3 separate regions of the Mus musculus genome follow, and regions 1 and 2 are each linked to region 3. Evidence: chromatin loops called from intact Hi-C (ENCODE). Cell type or tissue: left cerebral cortex. All regions are shown on one strand.

Evidence for each region. Peaks named below come from ENCODE experiments on the same cell type or tissue, not always from the same donor. Only the 100,000 strongest peaks of a DNase experiment are listed, where the experiment ranks them.
Region 1: it touches region 3 in a loop (4-fold over the local background); 3 of 42 quality-filtered maps call a loop at or near these places.
Region 2: it touches region 3 in a loop (5-fold over the local background); 10 of 42 quality-filtered maps call a loop at or near these places.

Annotation. Positions count from the first base shown.
Region 1 is chr17:70,426,644-70,434,643 of GRCm38, reverse strand. All of the region lies in intron 1 of Dlgap1 (DLG associated protein 1), which reads right to left. Among named protein-coding and RNA genes, the nearest start is that of Dlgap1, 5.9 kb to the right of the region's middle. In left cerebral cortex, CTCF peaks have their summits at 4,073 (motif pointing left) and 4,758 (motif pointing left); DNase peaks (open chromatin) are centred at 4,061, 4,737, 6,547, 7,213 and 1 more place; H3K27ac peaks cover 1,072 bases.
Region 2 is chr17:70,523,626-70,531,625 of GRCm38, reverse strand. The region is part of intron 2 of Dlgap1 (DLG associated protein 1); the gene reads right to left. Among named protein-coding and RNA genes, the nearest start is that of Gm46581, 79 kb to the left of the region's middle. In left cerebral cortex, a CTCF peak has its summit at 4,284 (motif pointing left); DNase peaks (open chromatin) are centred at 3,236, 4,270, 5,516, 7,984 and 1 more place; H3K4me3 peaks cover 3,416 bases; H3K27ac peaks cover 4,545 bases.
Region 3 is chr17:70,964,345-70,972,344 of GRCm38, reverse strand. Gm46595 (a long non-coding RNA gene) reads left to right here and starts at 2,824. Exons shown (of 3, transcript XR_001782184.2): 1 at 2,824-3,042; 2 at 4,477-4,612. It overlaps Gm41611 (predicted gene, 41611), which reads right to left and starts at 4,467. Exons shown (of 2, transcript NR_168105.1): 1 at 4,402-4,467; 2 at 540-3,424. In left cerebral cortex, CTCF peaks have their summits at 3,487 and 4,906; a DNase peak (open chromatin) is centred at 3,507.

The DNA.
Region 1 (8,000 bases), 540 kb after region 3:
CAGTCTGAAGAGTTAATTCTTTCTCTCCATCACGTGGATTGGGGAGAGAATTCAGGTCACTAGGCTTGGTGGCAAGTGCTAGCTCACTGAGCTATCTCCCAAGCTCTTTTGTTGTTGTTGTTTTATTTATTGCCTTAAATTTATAGTCTTTCTCCACCCCCAACTCCTCCCACATCCTACTCACCCAAATCCATGCTATCTCCTTCTCTTATTCTCTGGAAAAAAAAAACAACAACAAAACCCAAGAAAACTAAACACACACAAAAGATGGAAAAACAAACAAACAAACAAAACCCCAAACCAAATAGTAACAACAACAACAAAAGTACACAAAAAATATTGAGTCTGTTTTTGTGTTGGCCAATGCTGAGCACAAAGCAACACCCCCCGCCCCCCAATCAAGGTTGAGATACTCAGTGGCGCCCCACTGGAGAAAATTGGTTTTCCCTTTCCCAGCAGGTATCAGTGACAAACAGTGTCTTGGTTAGGGTGGGGCTCTGTGCCCTGCTCCACTCCTCTGTGATGCTGATGGAATTTTGTCTTCACCAGCTCTTTCTTAGAAATTTTTGTTGTTGTTGTTGTTGTTGTTGTTGTTGCTGTTGTGGTTTATGGAGACATGTGTTGTCTTGGAACTCACTGTTTACCAGGCTGACCTTGAACTCAGAGAACTCACTGGTGTCTGCCTCCCAGAGGCTGTTGCCACCACTACAACATTTTTAAAAGGTCAGAATGAATTAAAGTTCACAGATTTATTTCAACAGTCATTGATTTTTAACTTGTACAATCTGGAAAAAAAAACCCAAACCAATTGAATTAAAAATACCAATATTGACGATAAACACAAAAATAATTAAAGAAAGAATTAAACTTTTTCCTTGAATCAAGATGATTTTCCAGGTAATAATGGTCCCCATAAAAGCTTCAAAACCCCTATTTGTAGAAATGAGAAGAAATTGTACCGTAACCCACATTTCACAAGAGAATTCAATCATGCTAAATACATTCCTCATGTGAGTAATGAAATTCAGTTCTAATTCTGACCAAGGCAGTTCAAAGGTAAGAAGTTATTTTGATTTGGGTTGTGTAAAGGTCTCCCAGAGGTTTGATTTTTCTTCATTTATCTAGAAGAATCGATTTCATTTGTTCCCAACCATATCAGTGGCTTATCTGGGAATGGCAAGCAGATGACAAGACAGCCCTTTGGGGGTGGTTCACACGCAGAAGCCCATCTCTGCCCACAGGCCACTTGTATAGGGACCACCCACTCAGGCAGAGACGGAGAAGTGCCTGGAAAGAAGTCAGACAGGTCTTGAAGAGTCAGGAGGTTTTAGATGAGAGACACTATTGTAGCAGGAACAGTGGGATGGTGCTGGTGGGGTGGGGGCTCTCTGTAACCGCTCAAAGCCACAAAACCATCCCTGGCAGGAGAACCTAATTGAGGACTGCCTGAGAGCCCAAGGATTGCTGGTGCAGACAATGCCAGCCAATCAGAAACTGCCGTTTAAAAGAGATGCTTCTTGGGACCAATAGGGTGCAGGTAGAGGGTATTAAAGGAGCTTTCAGTCCTGTCCAGACGAGCTTGCTGCAGTGTCTCTCACCTGCTCCTGGTGTCTGTGCCATGGACTCTGTGCCACCTCACTTCCAACCCCCAAGGGCAGGTAGGGTTAGTAGTGCAGGGCACAGGTGACAACGTCTCACGTTTATATCTACTTGATACATTTTAGATTAGTATGCATTTTTTAACGGGAGGGTTTTAATCCATTGCTTTCTTGGTAGAGCATCTTTAATGATAGTTTGTTTAGGGTGAAACATCCTAAACTTGCTTTCCATGCATCCTTTCAGTGAGAATTCAAGAAGGGGATTGGGAAGCACTGGAGTCATAAGACTCATGATTGATGAAAGTGGTAAGAAGCTTTGCACTGGAAAACAAAAGCTTCAATTAACCACACCAGAAGGCAGGACTGCAGTGGCCCAGGCTGGGCTAATTCAGCAACGGGGAGTTAACTTGTATCCCTTCTGCTTGGGTCTTTGTCTGAGTTCTCTAGCATCAAGGGATCCTGAACCCACTTAAAAGTTTGTCACATGATGTTAAGAATTAAACTCCACATTTTTATGCAATAGCAGATGTCTCCCACGGAACCACACAAAAGCCATCAGACATGATGCAGGAAACATCAATGCCTAACATTTCTAAGGAAAGTCTTCCTTAAAGGGTCACTTCCTTTGGATTTGGGGAGGAAGTTATGAATCAAATAGACACACACATCAAAGCAGAGATCCCCCCCCCCCCCCGAGGTGATCTACAGCTTTCAGGGTCTGTGATTCTCCATGGCTACCACCACCACTTGGGTCTCTGTCCCCTTCTTTCTCTGGGTGGCTAAGATCAGGCTCTTGCTGAAGGGGAAGAGGCAGGTATGGGTGTCCCTGACTCTGTTCTTCCTCATCTTGGTGTTCTGTCAGTGGACTGTGGTTCCATCCAAGACAGCAGCTCCTGAGGACACCACAACTATGCTTCTTAAAGAACTAGTCATCTTCTTGGCTGTCCCTATAGGCCTGTGGCGGTGACAGCTTCTTACTGGACACAGTGCTGCGCATTCCAGCCTCTCCCATTACTTTCCTTCCAGCCTGTCCACTGCATATGAAAATAATCCCTGGTTTAAATTCATTGCAACCTTATTGTAAGTGAGATTCCTTCCCCACAATTCTGGCTGATATGGCGGAACCAAAGTTATCGAAATCCTGATAGAAACTACAATGAATTGAAATTTCGAGTCACACAAACATGCGTCCGAATCGCAAGCTGCTTATTATGCATAAAATGCCAAGAGATTAGGCCACTGAAATTCCAGGTACAAAAGACCTGAGCAAATGAATCAGAACCAAGCAGGATTAATGGTATTAATCACGTATTTTCATAATCACCCCCACCACCTGCTGCTAATGACACATTCCACACAGACTTCGAGAAATAAATCACGAGAACTGTGTGGAATGAGGAATCGGAATTTAAGTAGGTCAGAGAGGAGTTCAGAACCCAGCTCATGTAGTAATCAGAGAGTCTAGTTACACTCTCTCTCTCTCTCTCTCTCTCTCTCTCTCTCTCACACACACACACACACACACACACACACACACACACACACACTGTGTTGTTGCTTGTCTACTGGAAGAGTCACTGCATATTGAGGTTGCGGACGGAACTCAGCTAGATTTTGACTCGGGCATCAAATGCTGTTGTTATGGCCACATATGAATTCTCTATGGTCTGTGCCCAGCACTACATGTTCTAGCACAAAATCTCTGTGGACAGACTGGTGTGTTTTTAAAGTGAACTATAAACCAGGGAAGGGTGGCACGCCTTCACAGTTTCAGCACTTGGGATGGCTGAACCAAGGCAGGAGGATGGATGAGTTGGACGTCGTCTGGGCTACACTGTAAGATACTATCTTAAAACAAAACAGTAAAAACAAAGAAGATATGTTTCCCCTAACTGAACCATCAAACAACAACAACAAAAACTTGGCAAGATTTTAGAAAATTGTAAGTTTCTATAGCTTTGTTCTTTAGTTTTGGCATTTTAGTTTGTTCCTTTTTTTATAAGGCAGTGGGCTAACATCCAAGTTTACTATTTAACATATTTTTTTGAATTGGAATTAAAACTGAGTTGCGTTGAACTAAGAATGAACTAAGAGAGAAAGCTGAAGGCTGAGAATAGAAACTATTCTCAGGTAATATCAGAAGCGACAGAGTTGCCAAGATGCTGGGAAGACAGTGTGAAAAGGACAGAGCTTGCAAGAAGATGCAGCTTCAAGTTGCATGCTGTTTCCGCACACACTAGAAATTGCTACCCTTTAACAAATTTTATGATTACTATTTTTAACCATATCCACTTTTCCTCTTTTTTTGGGGGGGTGGGGAACAGCAAGAATAGTTAAAAGGTATTTCTTTCTAGAAAAGATTATGAGCTAGTTCAGAGTTTGCGCAAACTTCAGAAGTCAGCACGAGAAATGTTACCACATCCCATAGGCCACTTTGAAATCCCCAGAGAGCGCTTAGCTGACAGCACTGCCCCCTGGTGGTATTTTATGTTGTTGCGTTGTGAGTAAAGATTTAAACCCGTTTTCAACACAAAACAGTTAAAAAAAAAACAAAAAACAAACAAACAAACAAAAAAACCAACAACAACAACAAAAAAAAACCCGTACTCTTATTTGACGGCGACTATTATCTTCCTGTGGGATATTAGAGATATATAATATCTGTGGTATGGATAAGAAGAGCTTAAGTTCCTGGCCCCCAGACTGAATCTATCTCTCTTTTAGGAACCCATCTCTGGCCGGACAGGTGGCAGAGACCACGGTCTCATTGTGAGGGTCTAAGCACCTTCTAAATCCTTCTGAAAACAGAAACTAGGAAACACTTATCTAATAAAACAACCTTCATGAATTTATGGTATGTCTTACTCAGACTCAAGCGCAGAACGGGGTTTTTTGTGTTTTTTTTGTTTTTTTTTTTTAATCTTCTTTTGTCATTTGTCAATTTTCTGTGCTCTGAAGATGCCTGTGTCTACTCACACACCCCCGCACACACACCACCGTAAGAGTAGATCCTGAGACACCCGAGCGGGGGTAAGGATAACAATCAGCTCACAATTCCTTGCAGTGTGTTTGGCCTAAGCATGGCGAGCTTGGGATATGCATGTCGCCCTTAATTTGAAGTCCCTTGGCATTCTCCTCTTAGCCTTGCTGCGCCACCTGCTGGACAGATACGCACAGTGCTCTCATTTTACCGTTGATTCCTACAGATTGCTTTCAATTGAATTTTGTTTTATGATGATGTGAAGCTTCATGTGACTCTAAAGTAAAATTTACGAGATGAATCTGGTGACCATCTCTCTGTTATTTAGTCTGGCTCCTTCTTCCCGAAGGTACAGGTTTATTTTTAAATGCTGTGAGTCTTTTTTTTATTAACATATCAATATATTGCTATAAAACATTAATTTCTATCGGTGTGTCTCATTCTCCCTCGTTAGGTAAGTAAAGAATATTTTACAGATCCCTGTCTACCTAGAAAAGTGAGCATACACACACACACACACACACACACACACACACACACACACACACACACACATATATATATATATATATATATATATATATATATTTGTTAGTTTGTTTTGTTTTTTTGTTTTTTGTTTTTTGTTTTTTTTTGAGACAGGGTTTCTCTGTATAGCCCTGGCTGTCCTGGAACTCACTTTGTAGACCAGGCTGGCCTTGAACTCAGAAATCTGCCTGCCTGTGCCTCCCGAGTGCTGGGATTAAAGGCGTGCCCCACCACCGCCCGGCATGGGCAACACTTTTAAAGGCATCACTGTTACTGGCTTCTGTTCAGAGACAGGATGGCTGTCTTCACAGATCCACAGCTCCTGATCTGCGTCCTTTACTGGCCATTCACTATGTGAGAGATGCCACACTACAGACGGCTCTGAGATCTATGGCTGTCTTTTCTCTTCTTAGGACACATTTACAAACACAGAAATCTCCCTTTTATCTATGACTCATTCTCCTGATGGTTCAGCCACCCATAGTCACACGCAGGCCAAAAACATTAAATGGAAAATTTCCAAAATACATTTCCTAAGTTTAAAATTAGGTATTATTCTAAGTACTGTAATTAAGATCAATCCTTTGTGTTGCCTGAGTCCATCCAATCAGGGATATGAGTCATCTGGTTATAGGTTATTTATGCTGTACAGTCTACTTGCTTCGTGTCAGCAGAAAAAGGAGAGAGAGAGAGAGAGAGATGAATATGAATGTATTGTTTATATATTTCATTCTGGTTTATTATTACATTTTATCTCTTACCATGTTTAGGTTCACAGACTCAACTTTAACATTGGTATGAGTATAGGAAGAAAGAGCATCTAGACTTCAGTGGTACCCATGGAGCCAGCAGGGACCTTGGAATGTAACCCCATGGCTAATGGATCCTTCTCCATAGCCTTTTTCCCCCACATGCCTCCTGGTGCCTCTCTTCTTCTGTCACATCTATCTGGCCTTTCTCTTTGTCTGTTTGCCCCCTAAGCCATCTTCCTGCTCCATTTGGATTCTATTTCCCACATTTATTCCTTAACATGGGGGTTGGTTAGAGAAGATGTGTGCTGAGAGCCCCTTTTCAGTGTCTGCTGGGCTCAGGCTATCCCAGCTCACAGGGTTCTCTATGTCCACCCACATACTATAGCCAGAGAGATTTCAACTGCTCCTCCCAGACTGACCCTCCAAGCTTTGTGGCGACAGCTATGATGACTTTAATTTCTCTGTCTCTTGGCGGTAACAGGAAGCCCCCAGCCTTCCTTTTGTCTTTTGTAACACATTAGGAAAGCCACTCATGCCATAGTATAACTAATAGTTCATGCAATCTGCAAATATTAAAAAAACACACACACACACATTTGGTTCAAAGTGATGCAGTTTAGTACTTCTGTATCACTGAGTCAGCCATGGGGTTTTGTTTTTGCTGTTCTAGTTGCTGTGCTTCTGTGGAGTGGTTTGGAGAAGTAAAAATTCTTGTCGCGTTGGCACCGTTTTCTAGAGGAAGCAGCCAAAACCATAGTCTTTTTGTCATCAGTATCCGTGTGCCTGTCTCGCTCTAGCGTGCTTTCTGGGGCACTTCAGATGCCCTTCCAGTCATAGCAGGTGATAGCCTATTAAACCACGGAAAATATAACCTGAAAGTGGATTTTACACTCGTAACCTCCCAGACAGCTTGACCTCCGCTTCCTTAAAATACACAGCGTATTTACTTTAGCCTACGGTTGGACAAAAATCATGACACAGAAAATCCACTTAATAATAAAAATGCTTTTATGCCATATAATTTGGTGAATACTGACTATGGAAAGCAAAAGCCAGATCATAGCATAGACATGCATTTGCAATACTGCAAAGTTTAAAAAAATGATTAGTCAAACGGGAACCATTGATTTGTTGCTTAAACCATGTGGTCACACCCGGTCCACACATCTCAATACTTGGATGCGCCACTGTACTAACCTCCACAGTTTGGTCTACGTCTGTTGGCATCTACTGGCCCCCTCCTCTCTTTCTACTCTCTAGTCTTTAAGCAGCTCTTCCCTGCTATTTTTGCAATGTCTGTGCTAGTTTTTTTTAAACTGTCTTTTTATCTTTCTCAGTTTTCTTCTTTGCCATGAGATGCAGTGCTGTGTGCCACTCTCCAGTTCTGTTTCCTCAGCACAAACCCCGTTCCCTAATGGGACAACTTCCCATTAACCAAAAGCTCTAAAACTGCGAGCCAAAATAAACATGTATAGACTTAAAAATAGATTGCTTATTGCGAGTATTAGTTACTGTGATGCTAGCTGACAGAACCCTCCTGGATGTTGCCACAGATGCTAGCACTGGTTACACATGTAACGTCTTACTGCCCAAGAGATGCCTGGGACTCACATCTCTTCTTCCTTCCTCCTCTTCCCCCTTCCTCCTCCCCCTCTTCCTCCTTCTTCTTCATCAACAAGATTTTAGCAGTCACAGACACTAGGGAAGCATGGTCCTAATATATTAAACCAGGAGGAAAATGCACTGGTGGCAGCAGTATTGGGATAAAAGCTTCTTAAGTGGGTGTAAGAGGTCCCTAGGGTTGTTCTTGGAGACTGTGCTCTTGGTGGAGACCACAGAATAGAGAGAGACATGGCCCTGGGTCCAGCTCACCTCTGCATTTTTGGGTAGAGGATGGGGAAGCGAACAGCTGAGATTGGGAGACGAAAGGACAGATGGTGGGAACCCGAGGAGCTCACTTTGTTTTGAGCTCATTGTTTTTTAGGAAGCTTCACATCTGAAACTAATTTATTTTTAAGGCTTTTACAGTTATCCTCTCTCAATATATGGCATGGAAACACAACTCTATACAAAACTCAGCTTTTGTTCTATAGTTAGGAATTAAAAAAAAAATATCGATGGGAACATCTCAAAGAGGTAACA
Region 2 (8,000 bases), 440 kb after region 3:
TTCAGAAGCACAGATGACAATGGCAAAAAGGAGAAATGTGAGGATCTCTGTCTACACAGTTTTCTCTGCATAGCAAAGAAAACATTCAGAAAGTTCCTAGACAACTACCAACTGGGAGCAAGTATATGCAAACAAGCCACCAGACCAGCAGCTGGTTTCTAGAATTTACGAAGAACTGAAACACTCAGGAAGAGACAGACCCAGCAATCAAGTTTGGAAGTGAGCAAAAGAGAAACACTCTCAAAAGAAGACAAGAAAGTAGCAAAATGTAGCTAAAACAGGTTCAGACTGGGGTTTATCAGACTAAGTTGAGGTTGCACCTCACACCTGCTAGGATAGTCACAACCATCACAAAAGCAACAAGTGAGTGCCAGCAAGTATCAGGGACAGGGGACACTTTGTATTTTGGTGAGGATGTAAATTTGGATAGGTATCATAAAAAAAAGTATGGGATTTCTTTGAACTATTAAATTTGGGACTGCCGTAGAAGTACACGCCCATGGCCACTAAACCATTCAGAGCTTCAACATAGAAATCTGTATGCTAAAAAGACATCTTTGTTAGTAAAAATAAGTCATACAGCAACATACAAATCTGACTGTTAAAAAGATATTCTGATCATTAAAATAATAGTCACAACATCCCAGATGTCCATTGACAAGTAAACCAATAAAGGAAATTGTATGGTAGATAAACAATGTCCATAGAAAGAATAAAATCCTGCCATCTCCAACAACACCACCACCACACACACCAGTGGGAAGGAAGGAATGGATAATGACTAAATAGTCCTGTAATTCCATCTATGTGTGGTAGGATGCTCAGAAATTGTTTTGATGGCTGACAATTCTGTGAACACAGTTAAAATCATCATCTTATAGACGTTAGGCTGGAGAACTGTCGGGTGACATGTGGGTTACATTTTGTTCACATCTCTGTTTCTGGTGTCCATGTGTTGTTCTCTGGTAAGCACCCAAAGTTTGAGTGGCGATGAGGCAGACGATCTGCAGACCCTACTCCTTACTGAGGAGCCCACTGGCAGTTAGTGGCTGCTGGAGGAATGTGAGTCCCTCTCTTTTGAGGTATGGCCACTTTTAGGGTTCTCATGATCTGGTGGATGGCTCCAAGCCCATGAACATAAAGCAGCACCAATTGGATTAAGTCATTAATTATTAAGTCATTGATTATTATAGGCATTAAAAAGGAAGGTTTACAATCAAATTCCACAGACTCTGTAGGTGGAGTAAGCAAGACATGGGTCCAGAGCAGCTATTTCCGAGCACACAGATCACCATGGTGGTTGGATTCTTTTCATGTGACCAAGGAAAGAGTGTTACCACACAGGAGGAACCAAGGAAGACTTTGAAGTTGTTACTGCTCCATCCATTTTTAAGATGGAGTCTTTCCAGAACTCAGTCTGCAAATGGATGACTTTGGGTGAGTTTTGGATCTCACAAAGTGAGATACAAATAAATTCCTCCTAAGTAATAAGAAATAAAAAAAGCGAGAAGCGAGAGAGGAGCTGAAGCAACAGGAAGAGGGGCCATCGCTCCGTTTTCTTCTACTTAGCAGTGTGCATTGGAAGCAAAGGCAGAAGGAGAAGAGGGTATAATTAACCCTGAATATTGGACTGATTGGCCAGGTTTGTTTTTAGTAGAATCAGTGAAGGAAGGTATTAAGGTCCCATACAACACAGGCTCAGGCTTCCAAATATTCTGAGTCCTATGTCTGTAAGCCTGATGATGGGGATGGTTGCTGGGATATGGGCTACAAGAGACTAGGCTTTCCAGCCAGCCAGCCAGTCAAAGTTCTGTCATTGGAGGATACACGAGATCACAGTTTCAAATTCCCCACTCAGGATAAGCCACAGGGACCAGTTTTTCAGACCTACAAATTGAATCTAATGAGGAACAGTTGGCTTTAGAATTACTTTTTAAAAGTAGCATGAAAGTCCAAGCACATATTTTCAAAGCATTAAAGTTGATAGGTGACTTTTAAAAATTTTTTTAAATTTTTTATTCATATTTTATTGATTTGGTTCATGAGATCGCCTGGCACAAAATGCAATCTTTCTTTCTTTCTTTCTTTCTTTCTTTCTTTCTTTCTTTCTTTCTTTCTTTCTTTCTTTCTTCCTCCCTTCCTTCCTTCCTTCCTTCCTTCCTTCCTTCCTTCCTTTCTTCCTTTCTTCCTTTCTTCCTTCCTTCTCCTTCCTCTCTCTCTTTCTCTCTTTCTCTTTCTCTTTCTCTTTCTCTTTCTCTTTCTCTTTCTCTTTCTCTTTCTCTTTCTCTTTCTCTTTCTCTTTCTCTTTCTCTCTCTCTCTCTCTCTCTCTCTCTCTCTCTTTCTTTCTTTCTTTCTTTCTTTCTTTCTTTCTTTCTTTCTTCCTCTCTCTCTCTCTCTCTCTCTCTCTCTCTCTCTTCATTTTCTTTTTCTGTGCAGTGAGTGCACAAGTCAAATAAGGAAGATCAACCCCCAAGACAATTTTCAGCCTATGGATTTGAGTTTTCGTCAGCCTCAGCACAGATCCCTCACAAAGAGCTCTTGCTTCTGCTGGATGGTTCACTGCTTCATGAATGCCTCAGAGAGAGGGCAGGGCCAAGGGAAAATCAGCTATTTATAGGTGGGTTTTTTTTTTTTTTGACTAAAAGTGTCTGCTCAGCGTGCTATGGAATATTTCCAAGAGGTGGGAGAACAGGAAACTATCTCAAATCAACTGGAAGGCTGGAGGAGTGTTATGGGGGACGGAATCTGCAGGGGAGTCCTTTGCAGAAAGCTCAGGTTTCATTTGCAAACAAATGACAGTTACTTTTTCTGACACTCAGAGAAGCCAACTAAACTTCTGCTACTTAATGAGAGAAGAAGAGAACGAGAATGAAAAGCCCATGAATTCTTCAAGTGTTGCAAGACACTGGAACCCTTAAAGGAATTTTAAAGGGGGAATACTTCTCTCTATACTTAATCCTTGATGGGACAGTTGCCAGCCAAATGATGCCCATGGAAAAGACAGCAAGCAGGTGGGTTTCTAAGAATAGAATGCAGGTCCCTGTGAGTTAACAGGGTCCTGCTGAGATGAGAGGACATCTCACCCTCCACTCACCTTCACTTTTATAATGACAACAAAGAAAGATGGCTGAGCTCATCTGCGTTTACAGGCAGGACACAATGCCATGAAATTCTGAGAGCATCCCATGGATTTTACTCCCACTGGTTGGGTGGTCACGGGAAGCAAGTGTAGTAGAAAGACTCAGGACTGTCTGCCAAGAGACAGCTGGCTGAGGAGGAAAGCCTGGAGCTGGCCATGGTTCTGTGGGGAGGAGGTCCTGAGAGGGACATTTTGTTCTTTGGAATTCTACAGACTTGAAAGAATGATGCACCTGGCTTCGGAGAATGGGAAGGTTGGCTGAGGACCTTGTGCAAGAACAATGGAGGATAATGCCCAGGACCTGTTACCACCATCCTTCAACTGTTGTGAAGGTCCTGCCTGTCTGGTTGTCATGGAGGAGACATTCCTCAAGAGAGCTAGTGAAGCCCATCAAGGATGCAATGGATGGGTGGCTCAGTGACCTGGTAGACATAACCATAGTGGTTGCTGTTCATTAAACTCATCCTGCTGATTTGCAAGGCTGCCTGGAAGAATGGCATGGGGGTCCGGGGGAGGGTTGGCAGACTGAAGCTATAAAGATAAAAGCAAGGCCCATGCGAATAGACACTTGAACAGCTAGAATTGTTGTTTACCAGCAAACACCGGACTGCATGGAGCTCTGCTCCACTGAGGTGAAGATCTGGACAGGCTCTTTGTGACCCTTTCACTTACACAAACTTCCCATGCTTAGTTGGCAGCTGATAAAGGAACTGTCCATGATGTGATTAAGAGCTACCATCATCGGACATAGATGGGATAGGGAGAAACGGGTGGGGTGGGCAGGAGGTTTCCTTGTCCGCAGAATCAGACATGCCTCTTCTGACCTTGTTTTGAAGGAACAAATCAGAAGGGGAAGAAGAGGTGCCGCGATACACGAAACAAAGAGAACATACAAAGAACGTCAGTAGCTAGACATTTATACCTTGAAAACCTTCCACACAATAATTTGAATTGATTTCCTAAATTTAGAGCTCAACTCTCTTCCCTAACACCCTAAAACAAATGCAGCCATCATGCCCATTATACAGAATAAGAAACAAAAGCATCAGTAATGTAGAAATCCAGCAATAACTTCAAAGCTTGGCTGAGCGGGTGAAGCCCACGTTTCGATCGGTTAGACTCTACTGCCCCCTACAGGAAAGTACACGGGACAATAAGCCTACAGCTCTGTAGAAGCCGTGGTTCTTGATGGATTCTATTGAGTCACTCTAGATGTAGGTCGTCAGGATCTCTTGGGTTGGTGCCAGAAATCCTCAGGTTTTCAGACCCCTTCAATGTCACTCTTATGCACAAACGTACGGGAGCTATCTCTCAACTGCAATGATTGAGAGACACTCAGTGATATAGGACTTCTAAAGGGCTTTCATACAGGCTTCCATGGGATACGGCTGTAGTCGCTTGTAGCCACGTAGATACCACGTTGTCTCATGTCAGGTAGTGTTTAGCTGCGCACAGTTCTCAGCTTCTTTGCAGCTGTTCTCATTTTCCTAATGTATATCACCCTATATATCATTGTATGCATGTGTCATTTACATATGCCATATATATGTGTCACATCACATATCCCTTTGGAAACTATAGATAACTATTGTCAGTTGTTGTCCCGGTGAAGTGAGGTGAAAGATTCTGAGTGCCAAGATTTGGATGCTTTGGGAGAAGCAGATAGTCTTCAGATTCCAGACCCTGAGCCCTCAAAGCTTTAAGTGTTGGATCTAAAGATCACATATCTAAAAAATGGATCTACCCTGCTCTGTTTGTCTTCTTTTGGACAATAATTCACCTCCAGTGAGCCATTAGAAAGCAGAAAGGATCAGTTTCTAACAGGAGGAACACAACCACTTTTTTCTGGGTCCGGAAAGAAGAGTTCAAAAATCTTATCATGGGGCTAAGGAGTTGGGTCAGCAGATAGAGACACTTGCTGTGCAAGCAGAGCATCTGAGTTCAATCCCTGGAGCCCAGAGAGGAAAGAGAGAACACATTCCTGAAGGTTGGCCTCTGATCTCCACCTACATGTGTGGCACATGTGGACATGCATTTCCACTCAGGCACTACACACACACACACACACACACACACACGCACACGCACACGCACACACACACACACACATCACACAAAAACAGTAAATAAAATGAAAATACAATATGCCCTGGGCAACCACAGAGTTACAAATTGCACATACTCACTTAGCTGACAAGGACACTTGTTTCCTATAAGCCTTTTAAAGTACAAACATGTTTCACATGTTGTCTCAGATCACCCTCCCACTTCCTCTTTGACCTCATTACCTCTGAAGACGGTAGTGCACATGAATAAGCAGGGATGTGAAAAGAGCCTTCAGGCTTTAGCAGAATGTGAGACACAGTGGGGAACAGAAAGCCCAGGCTGACAGGCCGAGTGTCCACTTGTGTCATGTCTTCTGAGATGACAATTCTTGCCAAGCCATTTCCTTTTGTCGTTTGAAGAAAGAGTAAGTAGAAGCAAATGCTTTCAGAAGTTCCTTTTATAGGATGGTCACTATAGACCCTCTATCTATGGAAGCTACAGTGTCCAGACTGTCCAGGGACATTGCGAATGGGAGGTTTACAAGGAGGAGTTCCTATTACTCAGAAAATGACAATTTAGAAGGAAATAAAAATAAGACGTTAAGCCCCTAGACAGTTAGATCAGGGGCCTGAACAATCCTGAAGGTTGATAATAAATTGTGGTTTTCAAAGGCTGCAGGAAGCAGACGTTTTCTTTCATGGTTGTTGAATAGGTCTTTGAATTAAAAGAACCAACACTAGGTCATCACACTGAGGAGTCAGGCCATTCCTAGATTAATGATCTAGAACAAGACGGGAAAGGTAAGGTAATGCCTTTTTTACTTGGATCAATGAAAAGAAGGGGGAGGGGGAGGTTCCTTACCTCATAGCTATTCTTCTGTGGCTATTGTGAAATGGTCCAATTAAAAAAATCTGATTTCATAAATCAGAGATCAAAGACCTCAAAAGCATGCATGTGTTATGCAGGCGTGTGGGAGGCCAGGTGCCTAAGCGGAGGTGAGGTGGATCCACACCCCCGTGTACAGAATAAGCCTTACTATGCTTCAAAGGTAGTTTTTCCATTTCATCAGCATGGGTTCAGCTTTCCAGTTCATGGAGAACAATGATTATAAACTCTGAAGGGACTGGAACAGTGGTCTAAGATATATGAAGTAAACATTGCGTATCTAGAAAACTCAGTATAGAAGCCTCCTTGGCTCAGACATCAAGTATGGCACAGCATTAGACTTGAAGGAACAAAGAGGAGCATCTTTAAAGGCGAGCCCTGTATTTTCTTACATTTGTAGGATCAGAGCTTCAAAAAAAAGTTCTTCTCTGTTTATGAAGGTGATTCCCCAGAGAATCCAAATTCTAGAAATAAGAAATTGGTCCAAAGAAGCATGAGGAATATATGATGCCCTCCTGGGCACCGTTCTCCCTGTTACCTCTTTTGATTGTGTTAACATTAATCAAATAACTCCCATGTCATGCTCTTTCAGTTACAGAGAGAGGGCTCAAGTGTTGAAGAATCCGCTAACTTGGAAATCATTCCAACTGGGAATTGTTCACGGACAGAAACCAAAGCTCATTCCCACTGTCCTTCTAGCCTAAGAACATAGATGAACGTGTGTGTGTGTGTGTGTGTGTGTGTGTGAGAGAGAGAGAGAGAGTATGTGAGTGAGTGTGTTAGTGAGTGTGTGTGAGTGTATGAGTGTGTGTGTGTGAGAAAGAGTATGTGAGTGGGTGTGTGTGAGTATATGAGTGTGTGTGTGAGAGAGAGAAAGAGTATGTGAGTGTGTGTGAGTGTATGAGTGTGTATATATATGTATGTATGTGCATGTGTATGAGTGGGTTTGTGCATGTGTGTGTATGTGTGTGTGTAGAAGAAAAATGCCCTCTGTGTCATGATGCCACTCATGTGACATGTTATGGTCTGCTGGTGGGGGTGAGGGTCTTGAGAACTAGGTCAGTGGGTCCTACAAGCAGAGCTAAAACTGCATCTGCTTTTGTCCCTTTAGACAAAAGTATGGGTTTAACTCTTCAGATGAATGAGTACTCTCTACAGCAATGTCATATAACTCAATGCAGATTATGAACATTAACTTAATTATGCCTGAAAAGGGAAGATTTTTCCCTCTCCACCAAACTTCCCTGGCAAATGACAGAAAATGTGTTAAGTGGTATTGTGATTTTAAAACATATGGAATTTGAGATTCCTGTGTCTTAGAGTCATAATACATGGCAACTCCACATGAGTCAATCCTGCCTGTGTTCTCTGGCCATGGACCCTAGCAACACACGCTCTTCCAAAGTGAGCAAAAATAAATGATACTGAGCTTAATTAATCGAAAGGTTGATTGCACTAAACTCTAAGTCACAATGATCCACTAAAAGACACTGAACTCCAAAATGGAGAAAAATAAAACCTAATTCCAAACCAAAATCAGTGTGTCAGTGCTACATAGACCACTTACACAAGCACACACACATACACACACACGCACACACACACACTCACTTACACTCATACACACATACATACACATTCACACATATGTACACACACATTCATACACACTAACACACATGCACACACACACATCTACACATACACTCTCACACAGGCATGCACACACATGCACAAACCCACTCACACTCATACACACTCACACATATGTGCACACACTCACACACACCTGGAACAAGAAACTGATATATTCTGCTAGTCACATGTCACCCTGTCAAGTCTTGTATGCTACAATCTCAAATGCACTAGAGTTTAAAGATGAGTCTTTGTCCAAAAGACCAGTAAGCCCTTAGTTGTCATCTTTAACTG
Region 3 (8,000 bases):
GCCTGCATGCATGTGTGTGAGGGTGTTGACTCCTCTGGAGGTGGAGTTAGACATGGTTGCAAGCTGCCGTGTGGTTGCTGGGATTGAACTGGGTCCTCAGAAACTCAGAGCAAACAGTCCTCTTAACCATTGAGCCATCTGTCCAGTTGTACCACTGCCACCGCCACCACCACCTTATGGGTGGATGGTTTTTCGAGACAATGTCTCTGTGTAGCCCTGGCTGTCCTAGAACCCGCTCTGTAGACCAGGCTGGCCTTGAACTCAGGGATCTGCCTCCCTAGTGCCAGGATTAAATTTGATCCTTCTTGTCTCCTGCCTTTAAGAGTTAATCCAGTGGGTTGGGGAGACGGTTTGGAATGCTTGCTGCTCTTGGGGAGGACTGGGGTTTCTAGCACCCACATCAGGTGGTTCACACCTGCCTGTAACTCCAACTACAGGGGACAGACCTTATACCCACTTTTGGCTTCTGTAGGTATATGCACACATAGACACATAAATAATAAGTCCCGAGAGAGAAAGAGTTAACCCAGAGTCAGGGGCGATGTCAAAGTCCTTTAATTCTAGCACTTTGGGGGCAAAGGCAGTAGGAACACTTCAAGTTCTAGGCCAGCCTGGTCCACATAGTCACTTCCAGGCAAGCCTGGGCTCCATAGTGAGACCCTGTCTCTGACACAAACAGAAGTTAATCCAGTTGGGCGGGTCAATCGTTTGGCCAAGGATCCAACCCTCAGGAAGGCAGGCCCACCCAAAGCTGTGCTAAAAAGGTGACTACAGTGAGACACTGTTCCGTCTGGAATCCCCCGGCTGCTGCTGCTCCAGAGCTGTCATGAGGCCCTGCTGTGTCTGCCCGCTTTTCCTCAGTCCTGGCTCTCAGAAAGGCACAATGTTTCCTTTTCCTTCCCTTCTGTCTCTCTTTTGGAAGCTGGCCAGAGCCCAAGTGTGCTTTTCTTGGGGCTTTGGCTTTCCTTGCCCTATCTCTAAAGCTCCCCTGTGGCCGAGTGTCCTCCTTGGGGCTCATCTCCGTGCAGTCTTCACTCGTGCGTGCAGCAGGGATTTTTCTCTTTCTCTTCTCTAGCCTCTTCCAGGCAGCCGTCCGGGTTTACCGCGTGCTTCTCTTGGGTATTTATATTAAATGAAGTTGGCCTTAAGCTCTCCTATGAATCTGTTCTTAAATCCTTTTGTTCACAAAACTGAGAGCCCCTAGGAGGGACCCCAACTTCTCCGGTATCACTCTGTACTAAGCTGGATACACTACTGCCCTCCGAGGCTGGTCTTTTCGTGGTTTTATTTGTCTGGGAGAGGAATTGAGGCATGGGAGTGGGGTCTCAGGGTAACACAGCTGGCTAGTAAGCGTCGGGATGCAATCTGAGCACAACTCATGTGACCCAGGAGAGTGATGACCTGAGAAGACACCAGCAATTTGTTGTCTTTGTACAGAAGTTACAAAAGCCTTTGTCATTACATTTTGTTCTCAAGACACTAGGTTCTGGATAATGTATGCATTGTTATCTCATTTTCTTTCTTTCTTTCTCTCTTTCTTTAAGATTTATTTATTATATATGAGTACACTGCAGCTGTCTTCAGACACTCCAGAAGAGGGCATCAGATCTCATTACGGATGGTTGTGAGCCACCATGTGGTTGCTGGGAATTGAACTCAGGACCTTCGGAAGAGCAGTCAGTGCTCTTAACCCCTGAGCCATCTCTCCAGCCCCCGGTTATCTCATTTTCTAGGTAAGAAGACCAAGCTACAGAAGTTACCCTGCTTGCTCAGCTTGGCCTCACTAGACAGAATCTAGCTTCTAAGCTTTCTGACAAAAACAAACAAACAAAAAACAAACAAAAAAACATTAAGCCTACAATAATTGCCTCCCATGGCTTGGTCAAGATGCTTCTCAGTTAGAGGGAAGTTGAAATATCCCTCTACTCTTTAAAAGCTCAACAATGTGAGTCACTGGGTGTCTTAGTGTTTCTACTATTGTGATGAAACACTATGACAAAAAAAGCATCTTGGGGAGGAAAGGGTTTATGTTGCTCACAGTGCCATGTAACAGTTCACTGTCAAAAGAGGTGAGGGCCTGAACTCCAGCAGTGCGGGAACCTGGAAGCAGGAGCTGATGCAGAGGCCATGGAGGGAGCTGCTTACTGGCCTGCTTCTCATGGCTTGCTCAGCCTGCTTGTATAAATTTAGGACAAAAACCCAGGTGTGGTGCCACCCACAAACGGGCTGGGTTCTCTTCCATCAGTCACTCATTAAGAAAAGGCCCTACAGGCTTGCTACAGCCTGATCTTATTGGAGGTATTTTCTCAATTGAGGTTCCCCCCTCCCTGATGACCACCTTGTATCAAGTTGACATAAAACTAGCCAGAACACTGGACCAGACTGACAATAGACAAACAGGAGGGAAGTTGTACAAATCTATCTGCAGGCTCTACCCTGCAGTCTCACGGGAGACTTGAGGCCAGGTGGTTGTCATCTTAATCTGAGCAGGGCTGAGAGTTGGGGGCAGGGAGGGTGGGGGGAGTTTGGAAGGCTTTAGGGAGAAAAACCTATGACAGACAAAACGTATCTTGTACTGATAAAATCTCTCAGGGAGGAATAGGTGACAGCCTGGGCAAGAGCTGCCCTGGGCTCAGTGTGGACCTTTAGCATCTTTTTCTTGACTCGGATCTTTTCTAGAGTGATCTCTGGCATTCTTCAGAGCAGACCTCAGCTTGCCTGCCTTTCACGATGCAGCAGCATTCTTGAGCGCGATGCAGTGAGGTGTTTACGAGCTCAAGCGTGACCCATGCATGTATCACTGTTTAGTCTGATAAGTAAGTCTGTCACTGTTATTATGCCTTACAGGGGCTGGAGAGGCGGCTCTTGGCTAAGAGCAATTGTTGCTCTTGCAGAGGGAGCAGGTTTGGTTCCTAGCATGCGAGGAGGTTCGTAACGGCTGTAACTCCGGTTCTAGGTGATCCAGCTCTGTCTTCTGGCCTCCTTGGGCACCCGGTATGCAGATGGTAAACAGACATACATGCAGACAAAACACCCAAACTGGTAAGTAAGATAATATGGAGAATTTTAAAGGTGCTATGCATTACAGTATGGGCACAAGCCTTGAAATATGAATGTAGAAACTACTGCAAAACCTAGTATGGAGAAATCCCATGAGAACGCCATTCAGAAACTGAACGAGGATGTGAAAGTTTATCAGACTGCAGTTTTTTCTTTTGTTATGAAGCTAGTTTAGTTTTTGTTTTGATTTGGTTTGGTTTTTGGTTTTTTAGAGACAGGGTTTCTCTGTGTAGCCCTGGCTGTCCTGGAACTCACTCTGTAGACTAGGCTGGCCCACACGCGACAGTTTTGAAGAAAGAGCTCTCGGGTTGAAAAAAAAATGGTGACAATCGCCAATTACACTTGTCACCTTTGTACTTAGTCTCTGTGGAGCAAAACAAACAAAGAACAAAAATCAGTTGTCAAGTGCGATTCTTTAGAGACAATAACTAGAAGTGTCACTAGGTGTCACTATTATTCCTGATACTGTTGTAAACCATTCCCTAAGAAACTTGAGCTGTAGAGCTACTACTGCATGAAGATGGCTTCAGAGCACTGGCCCCACTTTGCCAAGAGTTCCTTAGATAGAACAATTCTGTGCAAAGCCCCAACAGGAATGTCATACATCTGTATATCCCAGATTTAGGGAGCAGTTTCTGGAATTCGATTTTTGCAAGGACCCTTAGCAAGGGCCTCCCTCCCTGCCTCTCCTTCCCTCTCCTCCTCCCCTCCTTTCCTTCCATTCATCCACTATTAATTCATGTATAAATATTTGTTAAGTGATTAGAAAGTTCTAGAATCCAGCTCTGCGGTCTTTGCAATCCCCAGGCTCAAACTATCCCCTGACCTTAGTCTGCCAGTCGCCTGTGGCTTGCAGGCAGGTCTCCCCCCCCCCCCCCCCCAACTTCGTTAAGTTCCACTCTCATGGTCATGTGAACGTGTGAGCAAATCTTTATCATTATTGCTGCTATCACATCTGTTGTAGAGAAGGGGAGGCTGAGGTCACAAGCCGGTAGACGTGTGTGAAATTGTGTTGTAAATATGCCTTATTTTCCTGCCTCAAAAATTTTGAGCACCGTCTATTTAATAGCTCTATATAATGTACGCTACCAAGCCATGCAACCTATACAGATCAAGACAACACAAATACCTTGTGAACCAGCTTCTCTTTATTGCTATTTCCTCCCCCACCCCACCCCACCCCACCCCCATCTCCTGGAAATACCATCAGAATAATACCAGAAAAATACCAAGTGAGCAGAAGGCCTGAAAGTGCTTGGAAGGCGGGACCAGTCATATTCTATGGAATGTGTATGAGTAGGCATGTTCATGTTTAAATATGAAAAGTCGTCTCGGACATACCTTCAGGAAGTCCCCCAATCCCTCCAATCCTGCGTCTGCTGTCTTGGGTTCTCAGGGCACAATGTTGCCTTTCAGATCCTCCTTCTGAAGGAGTATGATGACGTCTGTTTCCTCCTGAACTCTGGTAGCTAGCACTGTGAAAATTACAGCCGGATGCTTCCCTACACTGCCTCTTCTCTGAACGTCTCAGTGCAAATGGACTTCGGCTCACGTAAGGGGCAGACTGTAGATTCCCAAATAACCTTTTTCCGTGCACGCAGGCACGAGATACACACACACACACACACACACACAGAGAGAGAGAGAGAGAGAGAGAGAGAGAGAGAGAGAGAGAGAGAGACAGTGCAGTCTAGTGTCAGTTGCCCTGATCCATCAGTGTGAACGACAGCTGTTATTGAGCTATAACGTGTAACACCCCCAGGAGGCTGTCAAAGCTACTTTTTAAAATCTGCTTTCTGGAGAATGACACCTATTTCCTCTGCAGTCCCTTTGTTGGCCGCTGTGCTGGTCAGTTACCTCGGCAACACTAAGAACTGGACCAGAATGTAACTAAGTAAAGCCATAGATCAAATTTCCAGCATAGTCACAATTTTGGAAATGTCTGATATTCTTCGGTCATCGTTGGGAGCGGGGGTCTACTCGCTGAAAGGCATTTTGGGGAAAGCCACGCCCACTTCTCAGCTGAGAAGACAATGACCCTAGTGCCCCTGCTCTCCCTTGGTCCCTTGGCCTCTGTGCTCTCTGTTTTCTCAGTCTATCAGGAGGTGGGATTGGCTTGCTGATTGATGATGATGATGATGATGATGATGATAATGATGATGATGAAGAAGAAGAAATTGTCCTTAAGTTTCATATTTGAGTTGCAAAAAAAAAAGTATTTTCACAACGTTTGAGCCTATGTTAATTCTTTTTTTTTTTTTTTTTTTTTTTTTTTGTCTTGTTTCTTTTTGTTTGCCTTCAAGACAAGGTTTCACTGTGTAACCCTGGCTGTCCTGGAACTCACTCTGTAGACCTCAAACTCACAAAGATCTGCCTGCCTCTACCTCCAAAGTGCTGAGAGTAATGGCACGTGCCACCACCTCCCTGCCGGGGTCTATGTTAATTCTTTTTGTGCAACTATAACCAAAATTTCTGAGAGAACAGCTCAAAGGAGAAAGAATATGTTTATGGTCACAGTTTCAGGGAGCTGCCACTGTGGTTGCTTGGTCCAATACCACATGTGGAGAAAAATATCCATCTCACTGTGGATAGGAATCACAGAGCTCTAAGGAGGGACTGGGGACCCAGTATCATTTTCAAATCCATACTGTGACATATTACTTCAGCTAGGAGATACTATATTCTAAAGTTTTCAGAACCTTCCAGAACAGCCCCCACCTGTTGAGAATTAAGCTCTCAGCACAAGGGCCTGTGGGGGGGTGGGGGGGGCATTTACAATCTGAAAACCATGACAGAACCTGAACCTTTAATGTAATAAAGACAAGAACTTCCAAACACAGAGGCAGTGAGAAACAGTGCCTGCTTTTGCCTGGATAAACAGCAATCTTAGAAAACTATTTTGCCGCAAACTTTAATCAGTGATTCTGAGAAACTCCTCCCTAACCCCGGCGTCGGTTGTGTCTGAGCCTCTTTCCTTCCCCATTTTGTGTGTTGGTTCCTAACTAAAAGAGAACATGGGGATTTTTTTTCTCCAACATCCTCTTATTCTGTACCACATTAGATATATTTTTTTCCTACCTCACTCACGAGTCTGTTTAAAGACGAGTGGTTCTACAGTCCAGTCTCTTCACAGAACATTAACCCAACAAAAACCGAAACTCCTCTCTTCTAGTGGGCTTGTGGATTCGTGCAGGCCGTGCAGGCCCACTAGCTGTCTGGAAGTCCGTGATGTACTGCTGAGGGGGAGAAGAGAAGGAGAGAGGAAGAGCATTGGACAGAGGAGGGAGAACCCATAGCCAATCTAAGATGGCGGCTTTGGGAAGACCTACAAAGGGAGCTGGCCCCTTGCGGCAGCAGGCTGGGCCAGGGAAAGAAGACTTTCGGGTGTAATCAAATTGTTACCAAGAGGAAACAGGCAGTTCTCAAGAAACCAAATAAGCATTTCCACACGCTCCACAGTTGTGAAGGTTGCGAATACCCTTGCGGGTCTCTTCAGGGTCTATCCATTTTCTTACGTTCGTGGCTTTTGTTGGGATTTCTCTCTTTTTATTGCTTAAGCACATCCCTCACCTTTGCCCCTTTGCTACTTGACTTGGAGACAATCAGAACAGACCTCGATTTTAAGTCTTGCTGGCACACTTTTCTTTGAAAAGATACTTTGGATTTAGAAAACACAAAGACATTGTCTGCTTACTTCACTGGCCAGCTGAACTGGAGGGATGGAACCAAATGGCTTATCTCCTAGTGGCTGAAGATAGTTGGCAAGTTCTGGGGTCCTTGGGACTGGGGCCTAGCAGATGAAGGCTGTAGGCTAGGCCAGGCCAAGGACATCTTTCCTCCTTTGGGCTTCCTGCAACACCAAGGTCAGAAATGACAGTAAGATATGTCCCCTGTGGCCACATGTTAAAACAGAGTCCACAAGGCATTGGAAGGGCTATCAGCGTGCTATGAATGGTGTCAGAGCATGCATGTGGGGGTCAGAGGGCAACTTGCAGGATTGAGTTTTCTTCTTCTACAATCTGAGTTCAGGGGATTCAACTCAGGTCATGAGATTTTTCAGTTTAAAATTTTGCAAGTTGTACTGGCATTTCTCATTTAAAAACACAAAACAAAACAAAACAATATTTCATAGTCATCTCAGCCAAACAACATATTTCACAAGACTAGGTAAACTTCAAAGAAATTCCCTAGAGTGGCTCTTCTCCTAACATAAAGTAGTGAGATTTGCCTGTCACCTCAGTTGGAGGGGAGGTAGTGTGACAGGTCTGTTCTCTTAAAGTACAGATGTGCATCTATGTACCAGGTGCTCCTGGAACAGCACCATTTGGGGGCTCTGATGGCAAAGCTTCCAGAAACACATAAGAAAGTTGGGGTTACAATCCCTGGTTTGAGGTCCTGGACCATACGAGCTATGAAGGCTAGCTAAGCACTAAGCATGCATTTATTTCTCTCTGCTGTTGACCGTGGCTATGATGTGAACTGTCGTGTCCGCTCTCGACCAGCAAGAACGACACGACCACCAGTCCTTCTAACAGCAGTTTATTCAGTCCTGATTCTTCTTGTTTATATCTCCCCCAAACCCTGGGCCTCTCACTCCTTTTATACTCTCATCCACGCACAGCAGGCCACGCCGCCTCACCAGGCACGCAGCTTCAGCTAATCAGGGCAGAAGGGGCATATCTCCATCAAACTGGATTCACCGGTATCCTGGTGCACCTGCGCAGCTCTCAAGATGTTTGTGGCTTATATGAGGAAGTCAGGTGCAAGTCATACGACTTAGCTACAGTCCCTGGCGCCTTTGGGACTGCCGCCACACCCGCTCCTAACAGTGAACCTCAGATGCCATTCCTCAAATGCCATCATCTTGATTCTTAAGGCAGTTTCTTCCATTGTCTGAGCTTACTTCTTAGGCTGACTGGTCAGTAGAAGTCCCAGAGATG